Regions from separate parts of the Homo sapiens genome. Here region 2 is linked to region 1. A link is a contact called in ENCODE Hi-C or POLR2A ChIA-PET data. All regions are on one chromosome and are shown on one strand. Each heading gives the region's core, a stretch centred on a gene start or an enhancer-like site at or near the end of the contact. The rest is flanking DNA. Distances are from core to core; before and after follow the strand shown.

The links. A loop is a pair of places that touch in the nucleus more often than their neighbours do. ChIA-PET counts read pairs that join two places held with the same protein, here RNA polymerase II (POLR2A).
Region 2: a loop to region 1 is called in a map of Caco-2, with 2.7 times the contacts of the local background. The contact joins two enhancer-like sites. A Hi-C loop is called at or near these places in 1 of 168 maps with a recorded cell type or tissue (Caco-2). POLR2A ChIA-PET finds 5 or more read pairs at or near these places in 2 of 52 experiments (Panc1 and activated naive CD4-positive, alpha-beta T cell).

The regions. Positions count from the first base shown.
Region 1 is chr13:110,186,468-110,189,324 of GRCh38, reverse strand. It overlaps COL4A1 (collagen type IV alpha 1 chain), which reads left to right. Exons shown (of 52, transcript NM_001845.6): 25 at 1,996-2,187; 26 at 2,772-2,857. Among named protein-coding and RNA genes, the nearest start is that of LINC03082, 59 kb to the right of the region's middle. Within about 2 kb of position 1,389, at least 6 of the 41 ENCODE cell types and tissues checked have a DNase peak (open chromatin) inside an H3K27ac peak, as active enhancers do.
Region 2 is chr13:110,220,888-110,223,744 of GRCh38, reverse strand. All of the region lies in intron 2 of COL4A1 (collagen type IV alpha 1 chain), which reads left to right. Among named protein-coding and RNA genes, the nearest start is that of COL4A1, 85 kb to the left of the region's middle. Within about 2 kb of position 1,369, at least 20 of the 41 ENCODE cell types and tissues checked have a DNase peak (open chromatin) inside an H3K27ac peak, as active enhancers do.

The sequences.
Region 1 (2,857 bases), core at 140-2,639:
TTGGGAGGCCGAGGCGGGCGGATCACCTGAGGTCGGGAGTTCGAGACCGGCCTGACCAACATGGAGAAACCCCGTCTCCACTAAAAATACAAAATTAACTGGGTGTGGTGGCGTATGCCTATAATCCCAGCTGCTCGGAAGGCTGAGGCAGGAGAATCTCTTGAACCTGAGAGGCGGAGGTTGCGGTGAGCCGAGATGGCGCCATTGCACTCCAGCCTGGGCAACAAGAGCGAAAATCTGTCTCAACAAAACAAAACAAGCAAAAAACAAAACAAAACAAAAAACAAAAACAAATGTAGTCACTGTAATGGAGGAACTGCATTTTTTGTGTTATTTAATTTAACTTTCCAAGTCATATTGAACAGTGCAGAGAGTTGCTGCCGACTCTCTCCATACTTCTGGAAGCCTGCTTGATGGGATTGGGCCAGGAGTCAGTGCATCGTGGTTGGTATGGAAGATGGAATGGGAGGCAGAGCAGCTTCTCCCGTTCCTTAGCCTGCGATGTTTCAGCTGTTAGGAAGCAATTCAGGCAGGAAAGCAAGTCTGCTCCATTTAGGTTAGTCCCACATTTGCTGTTTGTTTGACTTTGAGCAGGACACAGAAGTCCTTCAAGCCCCACCTCTCCCCCTGTGTAATGGGCAGATTTTACTCGCTCATCCCTAACTCTCCTTAGCACTCCAGAGGCACAGGCATAAGGTACAAGTTTTGCAGCTGGAAATGCATAAATGTGGATCCCAGTTCCAGCACTTTCTGGCTGAGTAGTCTTGGATCTATCAGCTCACTTCTTTGAGTATCAGCTTCTTCCTCTGCTATGTCCTGGTTTCCATGTTTTCCTTGCAGAGCTGCAATAAGGGTCAGAGATGCTATAGAATGGGTCATAGTGCCTAGCAGGCTGGTAACCAATGCTAGCCATATTTTCAGTCTAAAGATTGGGCAAATGTTGGTCTGTCCTTGGTTGACCAACTTCTTCCTTTGAGAAGCACATAGCATCTGTACACACAGAAGCGTGTGCATGTGAGGGATTCATACATATCTAAGAACCTTCTGCAAGGAAGTTTATGAAAAAAAATTCACATTAAGTGAATTGTGCCAGAGTTAAAATTCTGCCAAGTCGACAGGGAGTCTGAAGATGCCTTTCTCAGGCCTAAGTGAACAAGTCAATGGGACAATTGTTGGAAACATTTTCTGTTTTTCTTGTGAAACCCAAGTCTCAGGATGCTGGAGGAGAAGCCATTGGTGGGTATGGGTGTTCTTTGCAGTTTTAACTTTCCAGGAACTGAGCAACGTTCTAGTGTGAGTCTCTTGGGAAAGTCAATTTGACTCTGCTGACTCAACATAACTCATTTTAGAGCTGGCCCAGTGCCCACTCCCAGAGTTTCATCTCTCACTGGTGCCCTGGAAGTCCTTATCTCTTCTGGAATTCTGGGCATGAGCATAAAAGGAAGCCTGTTCAATATGCACAGGAGTATTCAGCACTGGCCAGGAGGTGCTGACGGGTAGCTCAGTGGGCCCAGAAGCTGGAGAAAAGGCTTCTGCGTGCTGCCGGTGGGGCTGAGGCAGCAGGCAGAGCTGAGGACAGCGATTGTTCTTTGAGTCTGTCTGTTACTGAAGCTGCACAATGAACCACACATCAATCAGAACCTTCTGACAGGTGCTGTGTGTTCCTATGAATGTTGAGCAGTTGTTAGGGTAAGAAAACTCCTGGAGGAGAGCTGGGTGCCCAAAGCCACACTATAACTCCCTCTGCCCCATCCAGGTCTTTGCTTGAAATATCTAATTAAGATAAGTGTTTTTAAGAAAAACACAAGAAGTGCAGCAGACCAGGGCTTTGTCACAGAGCTCCTGGCTTGCATCTAGAAAATCAATGATGAGGCATGAATGCATGACCATTTTCAAGAAGGTGGCTTCTTGATTCTATGGTTGCTTGTGTTACAGTCACACTGGTGTGCTTCATGGATGGGTTCTTCTGTGGATCACAAGGCTTTGTTCTTACAGGGCCCTCAAGGTACACCAGGGCTGATAGGCCAGCCAGGAGCCAAGGGGGAGCCTGGTGAGTTTTATTTCGACTTGCGGCTCAAAGGTGACAAAGGAGACCCAGGCTTTCCAGGACAGCCCGGCATGCCAGGGAGAGCGGGTTCTCCTGGAAGAGATGGCCATCCGGGTCTTCCTGGCCCCAAGGGCTCGCCGGTATGTTTATCTCCAGACTTTGAATGTGCATTTTACAGTGTGGATCTGCAAAGCATTGAGAAATGAGTAATTTGAATCATATTGATGTATTTCTATCTCCTTGATGATGGCACAAATGAACTTGTTTCATGATTCATGGTTCATGGAACAACTTAAGTCTATAAACCTAGGCATTGCCAGTTATTATTGACAAATAATTAGGTGATAACAGATCAGTGTCTTCTGATGCATTTGGGGGAACTGAACAGATGTGTTTGTGTATCTTTTTGCTTTGGATGGGAGGTGAAATCTAAAGTTAATAGTATTCATGTCATTGTTTTCAAAAGATTCCAGGTATCAACATCTCATTCTCTAAAGTATCTCCCTAAGTAGATGAGGGAGGAAGAATGCTCAGCTTAGGGAGAAGAATGCTGGTTTCACTTATTAACTACAAGGTGGCCCTCCTGGGAGGGTAGATGAAGTAAATAAATAGTGTGAGCCAGTTAACTCTAGTACTTATTGACCACAAATGTCAGAAGAATGCGATAAGGACAGGGTGTTGGTGTGTCTCTGATAACGGTGTCTTTTTCTTCTTCTCACATCAGGGTTCTGTAGGATTGAAAGGAGAGCGTGGCCCCCCTGGAGGAGTTGGATTCCCAGGCAGTCGTGGTGACACCGGCCCCCCTGGGCC
Region 2 (2,857 bases), core at 120-2,619, 34 kb before region 1:
TGGGCTTTTTCCAGCTTTGTCATATTAGATAAAGGCCTCCTGCTGTGCCAACACCTAGCTTCGGTGGCTGATTTTGGCCTCTGATTGCTGCAGTGTGCAACATGCACAACCATCCACACCGTCCATAGCTGCAGCAAGTGAGGTTCCAAGCCTGTAGCAGAACACTTGTTTTCTGTACTGTTTTTCTCGTTTTGAAGATGTTTTTAAAAATATATATTTGAGAAACAGAATGTTAGGTAGTAGGTTTAGAAAGAGGCATCTGTGATTTTGGTTTTAATGAGTGTTCATGCTGATAGGTTAAGCAAAGGAGAGAATGTTATCATCTTTTTTGGGATCCAAAAAACTGGATAGATTTTTTTTTCTTTTAGAATTGGCAAAACTCAGGAGAATGGACTAAATTACCTTAATGCATAAGTTTTCTATAAACTTATAGTGGAAGAAGACCAAAGAAGAACCTTTACATAAGTTTTACTGGCAGTGGGATGTTTAGCAGTGGTTTCTTAGAGACCTCCCTGTGATTACATTTGTATCTATTTTATGCATGCTTTGTAGAATGTAATTTTTTCAGTATTTTCTATTTCCATACAGCTATTTTAAAAATTGAATTTGCTATTTTTTCTGTATTGTCATTAGATTCAAATACTCTCCCAATTTATAAAATGGATGTGAAAATGCTATCCAGAAAATATCCATCATTCTCATTATTTATAGGCTGACCGCATTTACCTGTAACGCAATAGCCTCGATATTCAGGTTACTAGTTTTTATATTTAATTTTAATTAAATTTTGAATCCTAATTAAAAATATTTACCATAGAGTTCTTTTAGGCCATATCAAAGTGATTTCTCTCACTCCGCCCACAGAATGTGTTCAATGGCACTGAATATTTAATATTTTAATAGTAATATATTACTACAATGAATATTTAGGAAAAAGCCTTAATTCTTTTTTTTTTTTTTTTTTTTTTTTTTAAAGCAGAGTCTGGCTCTGTCGCCCAGGCTGGAGTGCAGTGGCACGATCTCGGCTCACTGCAAGCTCTGCCTCCCTGGTTCATGCCATTCTCTTGCCTCAGCCTCCCGAGTAGCTGGGACTACAGGTGCCCGCCACCACACCCGGCTAATTTTTTGTATTTTTAGTAGAGACGGGGTTTCACCATGTTAGCCAGGATGGTCTCGATCTCCTGACCTCGTGATCCACCCGCCTCGGCCTCCCAAAGTGCTAGGATTACAGGCGTGAGCCACCGCGCCCGGCCTGAAAAAGCCTTAATTCTTTAAGGTCCACCAGGGAGGTTTAGTTTATTTGGGGGAAAATGTATAGTCCCAGAGCTCCCTCTAGTGGCGAGCAGCTGCAGCCCACGGAGACTCCTCACCCAAGCCCTGATTGAGGCCGTTGGTTCCTCCGCCCGGGCCTGTCACGGGCTGGATCCACTGTCTGCCAGAGTTTGGGTTTTCTCCAGATCATTCAGTGTCTGAGTACTTCTTCAACAAGGGGGTGCTTGGCTGAGATCCCATGGGTGTGTCTGAGGTGCCAGGGCCCGCCGGGGAGGGTGTGAATGTGCCTGTTTCACATGAAGGCAGCGCTCTCGAATGTGCTGAGGGGTGCCAGGGCCCTGGGGTGCTGCTGTGTGGGTCGCAGGTGCCTGGAGGTGGATGAAGGGTGGGTGTCTACGGACGCCCCGACCAGGAGCTTGGCCCTTCACATGGGCATTTGAATGTGTTGTTGATGGAGCCCGGAGCCAGGAAAATACAAGTGTTTCCAGAGAACGCACTGTCTGCTGGTGTGGTTTGATGCGAAAACGGAATTAAGCTGTTGATGACAGACGCGCTGCCTGAGCGCAGGCACACGTGGAATCTGACTGAGCAGGTTCACAAGCCTTTGGAAAAAGATCATCATCATATTTTTCTTCCTTTCCAACGTGGAAATCTGACTGCTCTGGGGGACTGACTTAAAATGGTTCTGTTTAACAATATTTGAAACGGAGTACTGCTTTGGAGTAAGAATTAATGAGAGCATTTTGGACTGTTTTTTCTGAAAAAAGATAAGAAAAAACTCTTGAAGATAATAGTTGCCTCTGGAGACCTTTGCTGCTGCTCACAGCTTTACTGTGCGCTTCCATGAGTGAGTCTCCACTTTCATCATGGACAAATGTCTGGAACTTTGGTAAGATTTAAAGACCTTTGGAAATTTTTAAGATTTTTTTTGGCTGCCAGTAATTTATCAGCACTCAGTTCTCCTAGAACATTTTTACTGGATCGGGGACGTCAGATGGTTTGTTTGCTTTTGGATGGCTTTCGGGGAACTTTTAAATTGTTTATAAGAAGACCATACTGAGGGCCCCCTTGAGTTATTCTTGTGTTGAATGATAGTTCTTTAGAAAGTATTTTCTGAAGGACTCTTTTTAATTCATTTTTTTCTTTTAAGCTGATGTGCAAAGTGGATTTTCATGGATCAGAAAATATCTATGGTTTTATTTCTTTGTAAATGTGGATCTATCAGAAATATTCACTGTGCATCTCCTTTGTAACCATCGCCTTCTAGCTTTGGATTACATATGACTTGAGTGTTCAGCTCTGTCAGTCAACTTCATAGTGAATGTTAAAATTCATATTAGAATACTTGAGCCTAGAATTGTGCCAGAATTCATCATGGGCTCAGATAATGTTTCAACATCAGGATTTGTCCAATAGAAATCTCTCCTTGAACATGGACACCTGGAGACAATTCTGCATTAAATGCTATAGCTGCAGGCAGGCTTTCGCTGAGCACAGGGTGGACCTTCTTCATCACATGGACCTTATCGTGAGGGCTTGGGATTTTCCACTCAAGAATCCTGGGGCCAGAAGTCCAGTATAAAAG